Linked DNA regions of Homo sapiens: region 1 is linked to region 2. The links are chromatin loops, found by intact Hi-C in ENCODE. Cell type or tissue: Panc1. All regions are shown on one strand. Links, peaks and the distances in the headings refer to the core of each region. The heading gives the core; the rest is flanking DNA.

What was found. A loop is a pair of places that touch in the nucleus more often than their neighbours do. Peaks named below come from ENCODE experiments on the same cell type or tissue, not always from the same donor. Only the 100,000 strongest peaks of a DNase experiment are listed, where the experiment ranks them.
Region 1: a loop joins it to region 2, with 3 times the contacts of the local background. A loop is called at or near these places in 5 of 110 quality-filtered maps.

The regions. Positions count from the first base shown.
Region 1 is chr5:141,172,263-141,182,986 of GRCh38, reverse strand. It overlaps PCDHB7 (protocadherin beta 7), which reads right to left and starts at 10,343. Exons shown (of 1, transcript NM_018940.4): 1 at 6,604-10,343. The coding sequence starts at 10,151. The coding sequence ends at 7,770. It overlaps PCDHB8 (protocadherin beta 8), which reads right to left and starts at 5,197. Exons shown (of 1, transcript NM_019120.5): 1 at 2,448-5,197. The coding sequence starts at 4,952. The coding sequence ends at 2,547. PCDHB16 (protocadherin beta 16) reads right to left here and starts at 600. Exons shown (of 1, transcript NM_020957.4): 1 at 1-600. The coding sequence starts at 427. It also overlaps PCDHB@. RefSeq lists an enhancer at 7,743-8,373. In Panc1, for the core only: CTCF peaks have their summits at 4,944 and 5,200; no DNase peak of the experiment used is centred there; H3K4me3 peaks cover 529 bases; H3K27me3 peaks cover 2,361 bases.
Region 2 is chr5:141,090,058-141,100,781 of GRCh38, reverse strand. It overlaps PCDHB2 (protocadherin beta 2), which reads right to left and starts at 6,167. Exons shown (of 1, transcript NM_018936.4): 1 at 2,079-6,167. The coding sequence starts at 5,991. The coding sequence ends at 3,595. It overlaps PCDHB3 (protocadherin beta 3), which reads right to left and starts at 309. Exons shown (of 1, transcript NM_018937.5): 1 at 1-309. The coding sequence starts at 132. It also overlaps PCDHB@. In Panc1, for the core only: CTCF peaks have their summits at 6,021 and 6,220; no DNase peak of the experiment used is centred there; H3K4me3 peaks cover 1,440 bases; H3K27ac peaks cover 1,326 bases.

The sequences.
Region 1 (10,724 bases), core at 1,780-9,779, 82 kb before region 2:
GTATTTTTAGAATCATTTCCTTTTCAGTGAACATGGGAGAATGGTCATTTATATCTATCACCCTCAGTTCAGCCTGAAATATTTCTAAAGGGTTTTCCATTAACACTTGGAAATGTAGTATGCAAGGCTCAGTGGGACCGCATAGCTCCTCTCGATCTAGCTTCTCATTTATGAGCAAATCCCCAGTTTGAGCCTTGAGCTGCAAATGCTGTTTGTTCCCCTGGGAAATGATCCTGGCCTTGCGGGTGGACATCTCTGTCAACCCCAACCCCAGGTCTTTTCCTAGATTTGCCACAAAAGAGCCTCTCTCCGTTTCTTCCACTACGGAATAGGACCCCAACTCGGCGCCCGCCCCAGACAAGCTCAGCAAAACAAAGAAAACAAGGACTTGCCTTTGTCTCCGATTGTGCATCCATCCAATCTCCATTGCTTTTTCTTGAAAAGTTGGTTCACAGAAGCTTCATGTATCCCCAGGATCCTAGTAGAACTGTTTTGCAGTCCAGAATGTCAGAACCAAGCAGCCCAACGGTGTCTTAAAGAGGTTTCACACTCACGTTCGCTCTGGCTCAGCTATTCTTCTGCTTCCAGGCTTTGGGAAACGGTTTGCTGGATCCTGGAGCTGCGTAGGCAGTTGTATTTTCCGTCATCTTAACCTGCAGCGCCACCACGCGTTCTCACTGAGTCTTTTACTGTGGTTGAATATTGGAGGCAAAATACTTCTAAATGTACTGAATAGACTATGTAATACAAAACACTGAGTTCTATTTTCATGTGACTTTCGTGTATACAGATGGAGCTCTGTGATGTTGTACAGGGAGGAGTACAAAGAGAAGACTGTCATTTATGTTATTGACTGTTTAATGCTGTTGAGATTAATGATTAAATAAAATTCAATGAACATTTAACCAGACATAGAATACACACTTAGAAGCAAAATTTTTCTGAAGTAACATGAGAACAGTTTCACAAGTACATCTTTTTCATGGTACCTATATAGACACTATGAGTAGACACTGCAAAATTGCAATCAGTGGTAGTTCTAAAGAGTATTTAACAATTGCTTTATTAAAGAATAAATTACTTCCTTTTCTTTCTGACACCTAACCCTGAGAAGTGTGAGTTTTTACAACTTTCAAGTTATTGGAAAATTCATTCCCAAACAAGCAAATCTCAAGGTTGGGTCTGCTACACTTTTGGATTCCCCCCACCCTTTTTTCATTTCAATGGCTTTTAATATATTCAGAGGTGTGCATCCGCCATCACAATTTTAGAACATTTTCATCTCAAGAGAAACCTTACCTCTTTTAATTATCACCGTACCCGTTCTCCCATCCCACTTATAAACATATGTGTGTGTGTGTGTGTGTGTGTGTGTGTGTGTGTGTGTGTGTAGGTTAACTGAAAAAGACTGAAGAAAGAGAATAAGAAATTCAAGAAATGAAACTATAGGTTAACTCTACTTCCTACTTAGACTCATTTCTTTAATAATGGATATGGCACGTAGAGAAAGTACAGGACTATAAATCAGGTTAATTCGCTCATCATAAAGTTCATTTGTAGTATCTGTCCCAGCATACTTAGAGCTTTGATAAGAACATGGGTATATTTGTGCAGAGTAGTATAAACAAACTATAAACTAAAACTTATATTTTCACATGAGAGTTTAGTTCATGGAGTAGGAGTAGGAATAACATAAATTTCACTTCCTTAGTTAGAAAAACAATGCTATCAGTTAATGCCTGACCATATAGCATATTGGCTAGACTTAGATTATATTTTAAATTTTTACCTTTATTATTTCAGAATTATAAGAAAGTTAATCGTTTTTTGTGGGGGGGAATGAGGTCTCACTCTGTCACCCAGCCTGGAGTGCAATGGCACAATCTTGGCTCACTGTAGTCTCTGTCTCCTGGGCTCAGGGGATCCTCTTACCTCAGCCTCCTGAGTAGCTGGGACTACAGGTTCGCAATCACACCTGGCTAATTTTTGTATTTTTGTTAGTGTCAGTGTTTTGCCCCATTGCCCAGGCTGGTCTCGAACTACTGAGCTCAAAGGGTTCAGCTTGCCTCAGCCTCTCAAAGTGTTATGATTACAGGTGTGAGCCACAGCTCACAGCCAAGTTACCTTTCTAAGCCTCAGTTTTCTCATATTTAAAAAAGGGGATAATATGTCAACTCCCTTAGGACTTGGGGAAACATTTAAAAGGCAATAAATGTAAAACATTCTCTACACCACTTTTAACTAAATTTTACCTAGATTAGAAATCAAAAAATAAAGGCTTAAAAAGATCAGTTACATTAATTTCTTCACTTCAGATCTGTGCATTTTACTATGTACATTTTAACAAAAATTGCACTGTTAAAGAATTATGATTAGAGTCCACTGGATATACTAATGAAGAGAAGATGAGATATCATTTTTTAAAACAGTGAAAACAAGACAAATACTATGGGCAAATGTAGTGTAATTTAAAATTTATGCTAAGTTGACAGAAAACCATTCCTTTGAATTGATCATAAAAATTAAAATATATAATATGAAATCAATTACTTTAACTGAAGGCTGAAACCAAAGCCATTCCTAAAGTTAGAGTTTTGTTCCATTTCTGGCCCAAAAGAATGGCCCTGAATATTAGGTAATACTGGTTTCAGGAGCTGGAACTCATTCGTCCCTGAGCCTCCTGCCAGGCACACCTCGTACTGATAGTTCTGAGACAGGCTCCCGGTGCCCCTCACGTCCACCAGATGCCCTGGAAAGGGGCCCTCAGGCACTGAGCAGCGACCCACCGAGGCCGCCCTGCTCCTCCTACACAGCAGCACCGCCACGAACAGGAGCACCGAGAAGAGGAAGAGCGAAGACACCGAGGCCAACGCCACCACCAGGTAGACGGTGAGAGAGTCGGCCTGGCCCTGGGCTGGGGCAGCCTCCGGAAGCGGCAGGTAGGGCTGGGAGAAGCCGTCCACCAGGAGCACGTGCAGCGTGGCGGTGGCCGAGCACGGAGGCTCGCCATTGTCCTTGACCAGCACCACCAGCCTCTGCTTGGCCGCGTCGCGCTCGCTCAGCAGCCTGGCGGTGCGCACCTCGCCATTGTGCGCCCACACACCGAACAGCCCGGGCTCCGTGGCCTTGAGCAGCTGGTACGACAGCCAGGCGTTCTGGCCCGAGTCGCCGTCCACCGCCACCACCTTGGTCACCAGGTAGCCCGGCTCGGCCGCCCGGGGCACCAGCTCGGTGCAGGGCGCGGAGCCATTCTGCAGCGGGTACAGCACGAAGGGCGAGTTGTCGTTGGCGTCCAGCACCAGCACGCGCACCAGCGCCTCGCTGCTCAAAGCCGGGGAGCCGCGGTCTGAAGCGCCCACCCGGAACTCGAACGCCTGCAGGGCCTCGTAGTCCAGCGACCTGAGGGCGAACAGGTGGCCGTTGTCTGTGTTGATGGAGACCAGGGAGGCGAGGGGCAGGTGCGGATCCTGGGGCGGCAGCAGCGAGTAGGTGACCTGGGCGTTGGTGCCCGAGTCTCTGTCTGTGGCGCTGACGCTGCCGATGTGCAGGGCGGGGCTGTTGTTCTCGCGGACGAACAGGGTGTAGGAGGTTTGGGTGAAGGCGGGGGCGTTGTCATTGACGTCCGACACCAGCACGGTCATATTGAGATGTGTTGTCAGCCTGGGTGTCCCTAAGTCAGTGACGGTGATAGTGACGTTGTACTCGGCTCTGCTTTCTCTGTCTAGTGGTGTCTCTGTTAGTAGGGTGTAAAAGTTCCCCACAGAAGATTTCAGGAGGAAGGGTAGATCCTCCTGAATGGAGCAACTTATTTTCCCATTTTCTCCTGAATCAAGGTCTGAAACACTGAAAAGTGCAACCACAGTTTCAGGCGCATTCTCAGGTATTGGGCTGGTAAATGCAGACATGGTAACTTCTGGGGCATGGTCGTTCACATCTATCACTTGAATCAGAACGGTGCATTTTCCAGAAAAGCCTCCAGCATCTCTCGCCTCGATATTGACTTCATAGGACTGAAATTTTTCGAAATCAAGTTGTTTCTTTAGTCGAATTTCTCCTGTCAAGAAATCGACCTTAAAAGTTTTGCTTATCTCATCTGAAGCTTGGAAAAGTGAATAGGAAATCTCTCCGTTGACTCCTGTGTCTACATCCGTGGCAGAGACCTTCACAACCAGGAAGCTTATTGGACTGTCCTCAGAGATCTGCACCCTATAGAAAGGCTGCTCAAATTCAGGGGCATTATCATTGACATCGACAACTTCAATGTAGACCTGAGCAGTGCCAGATCTGGGCGGAGAGCCACCATCCAGTGCTGTGAGTGTTAACCTGAGCTCAGCTTCTTCCTCTCGGTCCAGCGCTTTGTCCAGCACCAGCTCTGGGTATTTCCTGCCATCACTGCGTTTGCGGGTGAGGACCCGAAAATAGGAGTTGGGGCTGATTATATAGTTCTCAATATTGTTTTGGCCTATATCTAAGTCTTCAGCATTCTTCAGAGGAAACGCAGTCCCAGGAGGACTGCTCTCTGATACTTTCACCAACATTTGTTTGTCCAGAAATACTGGAGAGTGGTCGTTTATGTCTATTACTTGCAGCTCAGCTTGAAAAAACTCGAAGGGACTCTCTAGCAACACTTGGAAACGTAGCACACAGGGCTCTGTGTGACCGCACAGATCCTCACGGTCCAATTTCTCATTTAGCAACAAATCCGCGGTCTCCTGATTGAGCTGCAAATGTAGTTTGTTCCCTCTGGAAACAACCCTAACCCCCCGCCTGGAGAATTCCCTCTGCTCCAGACCCAGGTCCTTTGCTAAATTGGTGACAAAGGAGCTGCCCTCAGTTTCCTCCACCACAGAATAGCTTCTAGGTTCCGCCGCGCCCGCCAGAGATAAGCCCAAAAGGAGAAAGGAAAAAAGGACTTGCCTTTGTCTGCAAATGAGCTTCCCGCTGGCCTCCATTGTTCTTGCTGAATTCAGCTTCCTGGGAGGACGGTTCTGTGGGACTGTAAAGTCCCCAGTATCTGAGGCTGTGGTTTTCTACAGATACCTCAGAAATATGCCAGTGAGTAGTCCTCTCCAGAGGACCCAGCCGTCCTCCCTTTGGCATCCAAGCTCCCCGTGGACTTCCAGGTTCTGCTGCTTTTTGCCGGTTAATGGAGCTGCAGCTGCGGTTCTGGTTTGTGCCTTCTTATCCTGCAGCGCCACCACGGGTCCTCACAGGATCTTACATTTTGTGGGATGATAATAGATGTAATATTCCCAACTCTGCCTGTATGTACCCTGGGACTATGTAAAGTTACAACACCACGGTTAATATCGCCGGACGTTACTGAGCAGACAACTGCCCGAAGGAGAAATTGCGTTAGTCTTTCAACAATGCTAACTGAGTTTTGGGCAAAAAGGAAATATTTAGGTAACAGTCTAGCTTGGCAAAAAGAATTTCAAATATAATAGTAGTTAACATGGGCAACATTTAGATCTTTATAGTTTTATTTCCATGAACCATAGGAATAATTAGTAGCTGTGAACCTCGAACAAATTATTTAATCTCTCTGCTTTAATTTCCTCATCTGTAAAATGAGGATAATAATAGCACCTACCACATAGGGCTGTTGTGATTTCCCCACCTTACACATGAGGAAACTGATTCAAAGAGAGATTAAGCTTAAAAATAAACTATGTACCCGGTATATGGCAATTTGATACCACCAGGTAGGTGACTCTGCATAAATCCATTGCTATAACTAGAAAAACACCTCAAAATTACATGGTAGAATAGTACAGGAACATGACTATCTCAGGTAGAGAAGTTATGTCAAACAGTGAAGGTAAACAGGGAAAGGCTGGAGAGCTTGTCTAAATAGAGACAAAATGTGTAACAGCAGTGGTGATTTTATTTCTGGGGAAGCGTGTCCTTTTTTGTTACCTCTATTTCTCTTCTAATAGCATCAATTTTAAAAAGCTTTTATTTTGATATTTTTCATATCTCATAAAAGGAGAGGAGTAAAATTAACCTGCAATTACTCAGTACTAGCATCAACTATTATCAATGTCTTGCCATAATTCTTGACGCTATCCCTCCAACATCTTTACGTTCCAGACAAACTGAATTTTCACCCACAAATACTTCATTGTACATTTCTTTAAATGCATAATAACTTTAAGTGACTCTAAAAATACCCTTAAGTACAATGCCATTATTATACCTAAAAAATTCAGTTAATATTACTTAATACCCATCTATATTCAAACTCTTCCAAGTGTTTCAAAGTCATTGCTGATGTTTGAATGAAGATCCAGACAAGATCCACACATTACGTTTGATTGGTAGATCTCGTAAGATCTTTCCTACTGTAGACTTCTCTCCTCCTGTTTTTCATGCTATTTATTTGTTGGAGAAATTAGATAATTTTACCCTAAGACCATGAAAGCATTTTAAGATTTTACTGCTGTGAGGTTTTTTTGCCTCTAGATTCTATCCCACCAGTGATATATAGTAATACTACCTTTATTAGAGTTACCAGCACTAGTTTATAATATTTTCAGAATGCAACCATGCAAAAATTATCTAGATATTTTAAAAATAAAAATCAGTTGTAAATTTTTATAAAAAACAGTGCTTCTCCTTAACTTCCGAGAATTTCTAAAAATTTAATGATCATCTATGATTCTCTTTGATATTATGCATTTAAAACTAACTATTCTTTTTCTTAAATTTTCCTGATTCAATAGTGCACTATAATTAATAGAAAACTTTTAAAAACAAACTTTCAAATCAGGAAAATGTATTACAAATGTTAAGTATGGGTGACTGCAGAAAATCTACAATATGAAGAAAATAATTAACTAATGATGCAATCAAAATTATGTAATATTCCTACTCAGGACCATTAATCTTTTTTCTGGGAAATGAAAGTCATATGTTCTGAAGAAAGGAGAAGGCACAGGTTGCCCTTTCAATTTTGTTTTCCGCTTGAGTTTGGACAGATCAGAGCATTAGTAATAATAGTTGAAAATTGACCCAGAAAAGCAGGACTTTTGGTGTATAAGAAAATAAAACCATAGATAAATATGTACATTATTATTTCTAAATATAGAAAAGATTGGACAGCAGTATAAATATGATAAAAGACTTCTCCTTAATTAGGCAGAAACTTGCCAGGTGATATCTAATGACAGAAAACAGTATGGAATCGGAGCAGGGTCACTGACCCAGAGTCAGACAGATCTGGGATGGATGCTCAGTTTTGTCACTTATTAGTTAGTGGAACTTAGTGAACTTACTGAATCTCTAAGACCATCTATTTGTTCATTCCTAAAATACCATGCCTCATATGCTTCTTCTCAGATTAAAAGTGTTAAAATAGTGTATGATGCATTAAAAGCATTTTTTAAAAATGCTTAAAAAGATACTCTACAGTCTATGCTTCTGAGACTAGGGTAGGTACACTCATACAGCTTTCTAATCAACTCAGGAAGTCTCAGTAGAGATTGAAAACAATGGAAAGCAATTTAAAATATCTCAAACAAGACTTACATTTAATAGACTGTATATTAAGCATAATTGTTTGACATAAAACATTACACATATACATTTCATGCTTTGTGAAGGGTTCTTGATACTAAATCAGGATCCTATTTTATGTATAGAAATTTATTGCTTGACTTCAAGAGTACATATTTGAAATGATGTAAAGACACTCCCTTAAGGGAACCTCGCAATAAGTTCCTAATCAGAAACGTATTCACAGACGCGGATTTAGTTTACATTCTTTATCAGAAACCCAAATTATTCTGAAATGGGCGATTTTCTTCCACTTCCCTGCCTGTGCTCTGGGGTAGCAGGTTGGGGATAATTGGTTTCAGAAACTTGAACTCATTTGTCCCGGAGCCTCCAGTCAGGCACACCTCATACTGGTAGCTCTGGGATAGGGTCCCGGTGCCGCTCAAGTCCACCAGATGTCGTGGAAAGGGGCCCTCAGGCACCGAGCAGCGACCCACCGGGGCCGCCCTGCTCCTCCTGCACAGCCGCACCGCCACGAACAGGAGCACCGAGAGGAGGAAGAGCGAAGACACCGAGGCCAACGCCACCACCAGGTAGACGGTGAGCGAGTTGGCCTGGTCCGGGGCCGCCTCCGGGAGCCGCAGGTAGGGCTGGGAGAAGCCGTCCACCAGGAGCACGTGCAGCGTGGCGGTGGCCGAGCGCGGAGGCTCGCCATTGTCCTTGACCAGCACCACCAGCCTCTGCTTGGCTGCGTCGCGCTCGCTCAGCAGCCTGGCGGTACGCACCTCGCCATTGTGCGCCCACACGCCGAATAGCCCGGGCTCCGTGGCCTTGAGCAGCTGGTACGACAGCCAGGCGTTCTGGCCCGAGTCGCCGTCCACCGCCACCACCTTGGTCACCAGGTAGCCCGGCTCGGCCGCCCGGGGCAACGGCTCGGTGCAGGGCGCGGAGCTGTTCTGCAGCGGGTACAGCACGAAGGGCGAGTTGTCGTTGGCGTCCAGCACCAGCACGCGCACCAGCGCCTCGCTGCTCAGCGCGGGGGAGCCGCGGTCTGTGGCGCCCACGCGGAACTCGAACGCCTGCAGGGCCTCGTAGTCCAGGGACCTGAGGGCAAACAGGTGGCCGTTGTCCGCGTTGATGGAGACCAGGGAGGCGAGGGGCAGGTGCGGGTCCTGGGACGGCAGCAGGGAGTAGATGACCTGGGCGTTGGTGCCCGAGTCTCTGTCTGTGGCGCTGACACTGCCGATGGGCAGGGCGGGGCTGTTGTTCTCACGGACAAACAGGGTGTAGGAGGTTTGGGTGAAGGCGGGAGCGTTGTCATTGACGTCGGAGACCAGCACGGTTATGTTGTGCTCGGTTTTCAGCCTGGGTGTCCCCAAGTCGGTGACGGTGATGGTGATGTTGTACTCAGTGTTCCTCTCTCGATCCAAAGGTTTCTCTGTTACCAGAGTATAGAAGTTTTCGACAGATGGCTTCAGGATGAAGGGGACATCGTCCTGGATGGAGCACACTGTCTTTCCATTGTTCCCGGAATCTCTGTCTCTAATCCTAAAAACAGCCACGACTGTCTCGGGTGAGTTTTCTGCAATTGGGCTAGTAAGTGAAGACAGGAGCAGCTCGGGTCGATTATCGTTTATATCTGTTACATCAACCACTACAGTGCATTTTCCAGAAAGCCCGCCGCCGTCTTTGGCCTGAATAGTTAATGTGTAAGTTTGAATTGCCTCATAGTCCAATTGCGCTTTAAGATGAAGACTGCCAGATGTTGGATTGATTTGAAACGTTTTGAGAATTCTTTCAGTGGCGTAAGAAAATGCATAGGCTATTTCCCCATTACTTCCGGTATCTAAATCTCTGGCTGACACGGAGACAACCATGGAACCAACGGGGCTATTTTCGGGCACCTGCACCTTGTAGAGCGACCGCACAAAATCAGGGGCGTTGTCATTTACGTCTAGAACCAGAATGCGCACGAGGGCGGTCCCTGATCTTGGAGGAGAGCCGCCGTCTAAAGCGGTGAGGGTTAAACTGAACTCTGGTATCTCTTCCCGATCCAGCACTTGATTCAGCACCAATTCGGGATAGATATTCCCCTCCCCGCTATCATGGACATTAATATGGAAATAGGCATTGGGGCTGATGGTGTAGTTACTCAGGCTGTTGGTTCCAACATCTGAATCCTGTGCACTCTCTAGGAGAAATGCCGCCCCTGGAGTGGTACTTTCTAATATTTTCAAGGAAATCTCTCTGTCTAGAAATACTGGAGCGTGATCATTGATGTCTCTGACCCATAGTTCAGCACGGAAAATCTGAAAAGGTTTTTCCAATAACAACTGGAAAGGCAGCACACAGGGCTCTCTGGGGCCACACAGTTCCTCTCGGTCCAATTTCTCATTTAGAAGTAGATCACCAGTAAGCGAACTGAGCAGTAAAATTTGCATGTTCTGGTCTGAAACAATTCTAGTTCCCCGGGCTCTCAGTTCCCCTACCCCTAACCCTAGGTCTTTTGCCAAGTTGGTAAGAAAGGTGCCTCTCTCGGTTTCCTCCGCCACAAAATACCGAAGCGGTTCGGCGCCAGCCCAAGACATTCCCAGAAATACACAAAGAAATAAGACTTGCCTTTTCTGCACAGCACGCTCCACTCTGGCCTCCATTCTTCTTTGGATCAGTCTTTCAAAATGACTTTCACTCAGCCTCCAGCGGCTCTCACAAATGGCAGCAGCGGAATCCTTTGAAATGAGCTGAATAATAGCAATGTTTGTGGGGAAGGATCCTCATTTTACCCCAATTCCTATTACCACTGTTTCCTTTCCTATGCTTTTCTCTTCAGATTGCCTCTTTGCTCTGGAATCTGTAACATCCTTTCTTTGTGAAATTATTTTTCTCTCTCTCTTTTTAGCCAGCAGCGCCACCTTGCGTTTTGTGGATGTTATTCCCGTTATCAAGACTAGAACAAAAAGATGGCGGATTGAAGGAATTCTGCAACAAGAATGATTTGTCCCCGGTATCTTTGCTGTTTCATTCCATCTTTATCCTCAAATGGTCACAGTAATGCTAGTAAGTAATAGCTGATGTCGTTTTCCCCTGTGATAATCTGGATTCGTAGAAGAATTAATTTATAGTCTTCTTAAATCTAGGAGCATGAAACTAAACTCTGACTCCCCACCGAAATCCTAAGAAAATCTCCTATTTTAAAAATGGATAGTAAAAATATATATGAGAAAATG
Region 2 (10,724 bases), core at 1,378-9,377:
TAAAAAGCCCTTCTCTTTTTCCTCAGCCACAGAATAGCGTCTTGACTCGGACCCAGCCAGAGACCCTCCCAGAAAAACAAAGAGAAGCAAGACTTGCCTTTGTCTAAGAAATCGCTCTCCTCCCGCCTCCATTGCACTTTCCGTCACGCTCTTCCAGGGAATGTCGCCAAGCTGAACCTCAGACAGAGCTGGGAAACAGTCTTTTGCCCCACAACCTTTGTAGACGGCCTAGTGAATAAGCCTTTCCAGAGGCTCAGACTTGCTGGCTCAAAAATCTGCCTGGGCTCTCAACCGCTGGTTTACCACACTGGATCCGTGCGTCACCGAGCATGCACAATGCCTGTGGTTTAATTCGCCTTCTTAGTCAACAGCGCCACCATGCGTTCGCTTGCAGTTACAAAATCTTGGAGAAGGTGTTTTTATTTTGCTTTATCGATTATTCTTATCAACCCTAGTTGACGCTACTGGAGGAGTTTCTCATGTTATATGAATTAAATAAATGCAATCTAGGGAAATAAAATGCACTTTTATCTACGAGCAGCGATTCTTCCTGGTAGAGTCCTCATTTACACGATTTAACGGAAGTGTACACATACTAGTTTACCCCTCCCCTTTTGTAATAATTACACACAAACTTCAAAAGATTTTTGCTCTAGATGATAGCATGCTTCACTATCCTATTTATGTTTTTCTTTTTTTCCTAAACTTTGTGAAATGAGCCCGAATTGCATATACCAGAAAAACACAAGGAAAAGACACCTCCTGCAAGGTGGTAAAAAAGAAAATATATCATGTCAGAGGTGGATCCAGAGGACTACAAATACCTAATTTCTTCCAGATTATCATGCTCAAGGAACACTTAAAGTGCTTTCTCTTCTTATTTCAGAGCAAATTTACAATTATTCATTTCATCTGTATTAGTTTATTTCCACAGATAATTGTTGAGTTTGTAGAAGTTAGGCAAGTGGTGGTAACAAGACAATGTCTGTATATCTTACAACAATTTTCCATCTAGTGGGTGTACAGTCTTTAAACAGATGTTTAAACAGTGTGAAAAGTGCTACATAGAAAAGGTACTGAGTGCACTGAAAGTATGCAATACGGGGACCTAACTTAATGGAGAGTGATTAAGAAAGTTTCCCCCAAGGTGCACCATTTAATCTGAAACATGAAATAGGAGAAGTGTGCCAGGCTAAGACTGTAGAATGTGTGAAGGCCCTGAGAGAGCAAAGCATAGCTATTAATAGATAATGAATGAAGTACAGTGAATACAAAACTTAATGTCTCAAGAGTAAGTGGAAAGGAAGGCTGAAAAGGTAAACCAAGGCCAAATAATGGGCGCTTGGATTTTATTATTCTAAGAACAAAAGGAAGCCATTGCAAGGTTGTTGGTACAGAAATAAAACAGTGCAAATATGTGTTCAATGTAGCCGCTTTTGTACTTCTACACAATTATCAAGAATGTTTGCTCTTAATACTAGTGATACTAAAAATAACAGCAATTTCACTTTTATGTCTTTATATTGAGTATAACTGCAAGCTATTCAAATACCTGCTATCATTTGGGTAGAAGAAAAGAAACTTTGTGACTCATCCAAAATCCTACAGGTAATGAGTTGGTTGATCAGAGACTTTTGATACCAACACAGCGCTCTACACCATTGCTAATCTCAAAACAAGACCTTCAAAGTTAATATTAAAATTTTAATAGGATAGCTCATTCAAATGTATGTAAAAATGATATAAAAATATAAAGATAGACTGAGTAACATTAAGAATTAAGATTTGTTTTAATGTATGGATCAGAAAGTAAACTGCAAGAAATGAAAACAGTTGGGTGAGTCATTTAGGGAACTATGGAAGGAAATTTAAGTAATAAAATTAAAAGCCATCTGTATTCCTTAAGCCAGTGGACAGGAAAGGAGGCTCAATTTAAGCATTAAGAGAAAAAGTAAAAATATGTTGAAGGAAAGCGACAACAGAATGATAACTGCATGTTCAAACAATGGTAACCAATTCAATTAATAACAAAATTATAATTCATTGTACACCAAAGAGTATTTGATTCCAGCAAAATGTTTTCCTTTAAGTGTTCTAGTTTATTTAAATATCAATATATCACAGGTAAAATACTTTTCTCTCTTTCAATCATTCAAAAATTTTATTAAGAGCCTATAATATTCCAGTGACTGTGTGAATCATTCAATAAATGAGGGAGCTGTTGAGAAACAGAACTCAAGCACCTTTATAAAAAAGCATTGAAAAGTCTAGGGAAATGAAAGGGGGAAAAATAGAAGTAGTCAGTGCAAAAAAATAGAGTGAGTGGTGCTAGATAAATTTTTCTCCCTAAAGGCTTGTTTCTAAGTGAATCCTAAATGCTCCAGAAAATTTTAAAAACAGCAATACCAAGCTATGTTTGAGGGTTCTAAAGGTAAAGGACAAAGACATGTACTCCCTCAAATTTTTTGGATTTTAATGAAGTGCTCAAAGTTAATAGGTTATTAATAATTTTAAAAGATTTTAAAGGGGGGGACTGGAATAAGCAGAGGGCTCTTAAAAAAACTATTTGAAAGAGAAAGCATGATGAATTAGCATGCCTTTGAAAATTGCTAGACATGTATTATTTATCTACATTTTTGAATATTAATGATTGACTTTTGACAAAAATTTATTAGAGCACTTATGATGTTAGTGCCTTGTAGAATCCAACAGTTAAAATTCTTACAATCTCTAAAGACTAATACTTTTCATATGTCAACACTTGAAAGAAGTATACATATTGGACTGGGGGGCGGTGGCTCACGCCTGTAATCCCAGCACTTTGGGAGGCTGAGGTGGGCAGATCACCTAAGGTCAGGAGTTCAAGACCAACCTGACCAACATGGAGACACCCTGTCTCTACTAAAAATACAAAATTAGCCGGGCATAATGATGCATGCCTGTAATCCCAGCTACTTGGGAGGCTGAGGCAGGAGAATCGCTTGAACCCGGGAGGCAGAGGTTGCGGCGAGCCGAGATTGCGCCATTGCACTCCACTACAGCCTGAGCAACAAGTGCAAAACTCCATCTCAAAAAAAAAAAAAAATTACATATATTGAAAAACGTAAGGACGGTGCTTGCTATATTATTCATAAATATACCTATTTAAAGGGTTAGCCAATGTGAATTCACAGGATAGAATTTACACTAGCCTAAGAGGATATAAAAAACACAAATATTCTGGGCTGGAAAATATAACTCATGTAATGATAACAAATATTTTCAAATGTAGGACTTCAAAATTATCTAGGACCATAGACTGTGAGGTCTGGAAAAGATGCTCTAACTTAAAGATTTCTGAAAATACAAAATTTACTTTTACACTTTAAATGCAATTAAATTGCAATGAAACTAACCAACAATTAGAATACAAAGAAAATTTACATTTATTATACCGCAAAAAAACTCATACATTTATAAATACCAGTAACATGCATAGAATTGGAATAAGATGGTTACTTTCTAATAAAAGGAGACACCTCCAATGGGCAAAGCAGTAAAAAAGGACTTTCCACAAATTAAACGAGACTAGCCTCAGTAGATCCTTATTAACACTTAAGTGAATTCAAAGCTCTTCCTGAAACTGGGATTTGCCTCGCTAACCCTCTCTGCACCCTGAGCAACGAAGTTGGGGATAATTGGCTTCAGGAACTTGAACTCATTTGTCCCGGAGCCTCCAGTCAGACACACCTCGTACTGGTAGCTCTGGGACAGGGTCCCGGTGCCGCTCACGTCCACCATCTGCCCTGGAAAGGGGCCCTCGGGCACCGAGCAGCGACCCACCGAGGCCGCCCTGCTCCTCCTGCACAGCCGCACCGCCACGAACAGGAGCACCGAGAAGAGGAAGAGCGAAGACACCGAGGCCAACGCCACCACCAGGTAGACGGTGAGCAAGTCGGCCTGGGCCTGGGCCGGTGCCGCCTCCGGGAGCAGCAGGTAGGGCTGGGAGAAGCCGTCCACCAGGAGCACGTGCAGCGTGGCGGTGGCCGAGCGCGGAGGCTCGCCATTGTCCTTGACCAGCACCACCAGCCTCTGCTTGGCAGCGTCGCGCTCCCTCAGCAGCCTGGCGGTGCGCACCTCGCCATTGTGCGCCCACACGCCGAACAGCCCGGGCTCCGTGGCCTTGAGCAGCTGGTACGACAGCCAGGCGTTCTGGCCCGAGTCGCCGTCCACCGCCACCACCTTGGTCACCAGGTAGCCCGGCTCGGCCGCCCGGGGCACCAGCTCGGTGCAGGGCGCGGAGCCGTTCTGCAGCGGGTACAGCACGAAGGGCGAGTTGTCGTTGGCGTCCAGCACCAGCACGCGCACCAGCGCCTCGCTGCTCAACGCCGGGGAGCCGCGGTCTGCGGCGCCCACGCGGAACTCGAACGCCTGCAGGGCCTCGTAGTCCAGCGACTGGAGAGCGAACAGGTGGCCGTTGTCCGCGTTGATGGAGACCAGGGAGGCGAGGGGCAGGTGCGGGTCCTGGGGCGGCAGCAGCGAGTAGGTGACCTGGGCGTTGGTGCCCGAGTCTCTGTCTGTGGCGCTGACGCTGCCGATGTGCAGGGCGGGGCTGTTGTTCTCGCGGACGAACAGGGTGTAGGAGGTTTGGGTGAAGGCGGGGGCGTTGTCATTGACGTCGGAGACCAGCACGGTTATGTTGTGCTCGGTTTTCAGCCTGGGTGTCCCGAAGTCGGTGACGGTGATGGTGATGTTGTATTCGGATCTGGTCTCCCGGTCCAGGGCCGTGCTTATCACCAGAGTGTAAAAGTTCTCAACAGAAGGTTTCAAGAAAAAAGGAAGATCATCTTGGATGGAGCACACCATCCTTCCGTTGTCTCCGGAGTCAGGATCTGAAACGCTGAATACAGCAATGAGGGTGTCCTGCAAGTTTTCTGGGATCTGATTGATAAGTGTCGACATAGTTAGTTCCGGAGGATTGTCATTCAAATCCATCACTTGGACAAATACCACACAAGTTCCAGATAGGCCCCCACCATCTGTCGCCTGAATATTTACTGTGTATGTCTGGATGGATTCGAAATCCAGTTTCTGTCTTAAAAGCAGTTCTCCCGATTTTGCACTTAATCGAAACGTTTTGCGAATGTCTTCAGATGCTTGGGAAAATGCATAAGATATTTCTCCATTAGTTCCAATGTCTAAATCCCTGGCAGAGACGATGGCAACCTGGGATCCAACGGGGCTGTCCTCCGGGATCTGCACCTCATAGAGCAGCTTTGCAAACTCTGGGACGTTGTCATTGATGTCCACAACTTCAATCCGTACCAGGGCCGTGCCGGACCTGGGTGGACTCCCGCCATCTAGCGCTGTGAGGGTTAACCTGATCTCAGGCTGCTCCTCGCGATCCAGGGCTCTGTTCAGCACCAGCTGTGGTAATATTATGCCATCGAGACTGTCTTGTAAATTAAGATGAAAGTGGAAATTGGGACTGATTGTGTAATTTTGGAGACTGTTGGTTCCTACATCCAAGTCCTGGGCACGTTCTATTAAGAAAGTAGTTCCAGGAGTGATACTTTCTGGAATTTTCAAAAGTATTTCTTTGTCTAGGAAAACTGGGGAATGATCATTTACGTCCCTAATCCGTAGCTCCGCCTGAAAAAACTGCAAGGGATTTTCTAGTAACACCTGGAAAGGTAGGACACAGGGCTCTGTGGGGCCGCACAGCTCCTCCCGGTCCAATTTCTCATTTAACAACAAATCCCCGGTCTGCCTATCGAACTGCAAATGCATTTTTTTTCCTTTGGAAACGACCCTGGCCCCCCTCACAGCAAGTTCTCCTATCTCCAGCCCCAGGTCTTTTAACAAATTGGCCACAAAGGAGCCACTCTCCGTTTCCTCGGCCACTGAATAGTGCCTAGGCTGGCAACTAGCCTGAGCTATGCCCAGCAAAACAAAGAATATCAGGACTTGCCTTTGTTTCGGAACGCGCTCCTTCCCCTCTCCGGCCTCCATTGCTTTCTGGTCTCTCACCAAACGTGCTCCAGCTCTGGCTCACGTTGTCGCTAACTCTATCTCCCCGTATCTCGCTGATACTGGGATGAGTGGACAATCCTAGGGCCCGGATTTCCCGGAGCGACCGCCTTAGAAAGCCTCCTCTTCCTGCTTGCTGCTTCTTTAGCTGAGTATCTGGGTAAGGGAGCGTCGGCTGGGTGCTTTGTTTCTGCTACTTCTAAGGCTGCAGCGCCACCCCGCGTCTCTTCCGAGTATTTATTTTCTCCTAAACTTTAAGAAAATCCCAGTGCTTTCTTTCAGGCTGATGGCAATCGAAATTGAGTATTTTCAAGTAGTGTCTCTCAGTGTACCGAAGTCTTATTGGCGTTTCGAAAGGCTCTTCATTGCACCCATAGAGACAGGGCAAGAATAAATAAATCTTCACTTCCCTCACAAATCCAAGCTTTTTTTTTTTTTCAAACTGGAAAAAATAAATTTCAGAACCTGGAAGGGAGTGATCTCAGTCCTAGCATGCTTCGGAAAGAAGGCTTAGACTAAGAAAGTTCTATTTTTATTCAGAGTTTGGGCATGTGTGCAACTCAGTGGTGGTTAGATTACCATCATCACACTCAAACCCAGCTGAAAAACAGAGACCCAGGAAAAGCACAGAATCCAAATAAGAGTATTTTAATGGGCACTGAAATAGTCTCCTTACTCATATTTCTTTCTTTGCACTGCTCCCACTTCACATTTTCCTGAACTTTGATGTGTCTGAGCCTCATGAAACTCTCCAAGAGCAGCCAGATATTTCCTTATTGTAAATGTATCAATATTATTTTCCTTTCTAATGCCTAGGAGAACTTTCAACATAACCTCAATTCAATTACCACATCTAGCAAAGAGCAATTTCATAATATTAAATAGCCAGTAAATATTCCAGTTTCCCCAATTATCTTTAAAAATGTCTTTTCAGTGATGGTTTCTTCAATCTGCTTCCAAACAGGGTATATATGTCATTGTTTGTTGTTAGGTTTTTTAATTTTGTCTTTTTGTTTCTTTTTTAATGTTAATATAAAGAAGTTATCAAGCCACAGAATGACATGAAGGAAACTTAAATGCATATTTCTCAGTGAAAGAATCCAGTCTGAAAAGGCAATGATACTGTATAATTCAAATTACATGATACTCTGAAAAAGGCCAAATTATAGAGACATTTAAAAGACAAGTGATAGCTAGGAAGAAGAGGGAGGGGGATGAAGAGGTTAAACATGGGGTACTTTACGATACTACAATGGTAGATACATGACATTATGCCGTTGTCAAAATCCACAGAACTATACAACACAAAGAGTGAACACTAAACTATGAAATTTAGTTAATAATTTACCAGTATTGGCTCATCAATTGTAACAAATGTACCACAGTAATGCAAGATTTTGATAACAGGGAAACTTTGAGTGGGAGAAAATCGGTATGTGAGGGGAACTGTTTGTACTATTTGCTCAATTTTCTGTAAACTCTAAGGCTGCTTTAAAAAATAATTTTACTTTGGGAGGCCGAGGCAGGCAGATCACGAGGTCAAGAGATCAAGACCATCCTGGCCAACCTGGTGAAACCCCATCTCTACTAAAAATACAAAAAAAATGAGCCAGGCATGGTGATGGGTGCCTGTAATCCCAGCTACTTGGGAGGGTGAGGCAGGAGAATCACTTGAACCCGGGAGGCGGAGATTGCAGTGAGCTGAGATCATGCCATTGCACTCCAAGCCTGGTGACAAAGCGAGACTCCATCTCAAAATAATAATAATAATAATAAATATTAGGATGTGTCTCTAAAAGATCCATTGGGTTAAAAAATTGGGGGATGAAGAAAAAAATTAAATATATAGAACAGTTAAAAGAACTATACATAAACTACAACTCTAACCTCCATCCAAACTTAACAATTGTTTATATTTTACCATATTTGTTCTATCTTATTCTGTACACACACCCGCTTTTCTGATGACTTATATGAAAGTAACTTGCAGACATCATATTTCACCTCTAAATATTTCAGCAGGTATCACATAATTATAATATTATCTCATATAATCATAATGGTTCTATCATACCTAAGAAAATTTAAAAAAATTCTACAGTTATCTAAAATCCAGCCCCAATCAAATTTCACTGTCTTTCCATTATCTTTTCCTCAATTTTGATAAGAATTCACACTCACTCAAGTTCCTTTGACAAATGCACTTACTTTTTTAACTATTTGTTATAAGGAATGTCTTAGAAACTTTTTCAACCAACTTTGATAATTGTATTTGGCTATTAGATCTATTTACTCTAGAATACTCCCCCATCTTTAATGACATTAGATTTCTGAAGTGTCCAGACTAGTTGTTTTGTAGGATGTCCTACATTCCAAATTTGATTGTTTCCTCATGGTATCATTTAACCTGTTCTTCTATCCCCTGTATTTTCAGAAAACTGGACTGGATGATTTATTAAATGTAACAATAGCATAATATTTTAAAAAGCTCTCATTTATCATCTTGTAACTGGCTAAAAAAAGGATAATCACAGGTTCCTTTTCTTAACATTTAGAAAACAAATGCCTATCTCTACCTGTTGATATTATTTTTTGCTTTCCATGATTATTACTTTTATATGGATGTTATAATAATTCAAAATATGTTAATTCATTGACATTGAGCATTAAACAAATTCATTGAGGTGAATAACACCCAAGGTCCAAGTCTTTAAAAACAGCTTTTTATATAATCTGCAAAACCTGATTAGGGTCCGAAATAGATGTAGTGAAGATCAGTTATATCATACAGGCAAATTATAACTGGTAGGTTACTCGAAATTTTATATTTAACCAGGTATATGGCTATTTCCTTTGGACAGGTTTTCTGAACTAAAGCAGTTATGGTTAATTTGGGATAACATAAAGGAGAGGAAAATAGGTAATATGAAGAAAATAACATAATCTCTTCTCACAAGCTGGAGAATAGAAAACTTAATATCTAAGATATTTCAGAGGATACAATAACCAAGAACACATTAGGTTTTATTGTGAAAAAAATTTTAAAACCTCTCATGTTGTCATGTGTCCTCACAATTCAGAAGGTTTTACCCATCTTTCATTTCAATGCTATTAACACACCTAGAAATAGAAGTAAGTTTCTCTTTTTCAAAGATTATATAACCAACACCAATATTTTATATTCGTATATAGGTTTCCAGCTTTAAATGCATTATATCCGCTATGCTATTTTAAATCATTTATTTTCTTAAACCTTGATGAGAATACACCTTCCTTCTTTACAAATGCTCTTATTTTCTTAATCTCCTTTAATAAGGAATCATATATATTAGATTATAATTTATAGCATATTTATAAGTCTGAATGAAATATGTTTACATATAGTAATTATTTATATTATAATGAGGGGAATCTATTGCATAATTTAAAAATTATGTTATTACAGTAGGTTTAATTTCTTAGGTTTCGCTTTACTTTTCATATGCTGCACAAGCAGAGACATTATCCTAGGAGTCACTTTCATAATTTTGAAGATTCATTTAATAAAATCTAACATATTAAAATGTTACACAAATAATTTCATATACAGGAATAGAAAAATATTTTCAAAAACATACCAAAAATGAAAGCAAGTCATTACAGTCTTATTACAAAAGTACAGCCATTCAAAAACTAAATAAGAACACATTGTTTGAGTATCTGTCATAATTAAGCTTGCCTCTCTCTTTTTTGGACTAAAGGGTGATTTGATCTTTTGACTGCCATGAGATGAAAATTACAAGAATTAGGAGAAAGGGTAGTCAAAGGGATTTACATGACCATTTTCCTATCAAAGATAATGCCAAATGATATGGAGATATTATCCCCACTAGTATCCCTCTTTCAATAGAGAGGGATCTTCAGCCTTTCAATGCCTTCTGCCCACAAGCTGGCTTTACTTACTCAGCCATAAGATGGCAGAAGAAGGAGGGGTTTTCAGTGATCTAACACTAAGATTCTGCAGAAAATATAAGAGAAATATTCTAGGACAAGAAGGGAGTGTTCTGGCATAGTTTATTACCCTAATCTAGTGTGAAAATTGGGGGCATATTCAACTAATTTACTTTTACCTTATTGAGGATACAAATAAGTTTCCCCATAATCTATCAAGACATACATTTCATGAAGCTCAAGCAAACAAGATTTCAAAATAAAGGTCGGCTACACGTGGTGGCTCACACCTGTAATCCCAGCACTTTGGGAGTCCAAGATGGGTGGATTGCTTGAGTCCAGGAGTTTTGAAGACCAGCCTGCAATGTGGCAAAGCCCCATGTCTACCAAAAAAAAAAAAAAAAAATCAGCCAGGTGTGGTGGCTCACGCCCATAGTCCCAGCTACATAGGGGGCTGGGGTGTTAGCGTCACTTGTGCCCTGGAGGCAGAGGTTGCAGTAAGCCGAGATCACACCACTGCACTCCAGCTTGGGAGACAGAGCGACACCCTGTCTCAAACAACAACAACAACAACAAACAAACAAGCAAATGAAACAAGAAATAAATATAACTCAAAAAGGGGAAATGGTGTTGTTTATTCTCTTCCCACAGTACAAATAAGCAAGAAAAGGTTTTTAAAATGATACCTGCACAAGAATCTTGCCCAATTTTGTTTAAGGAGAACCATCAGAGTCTATTAGGACAATCTGTCCCCTTGAAAATAAAAATCTTGACCAGGACTGCAG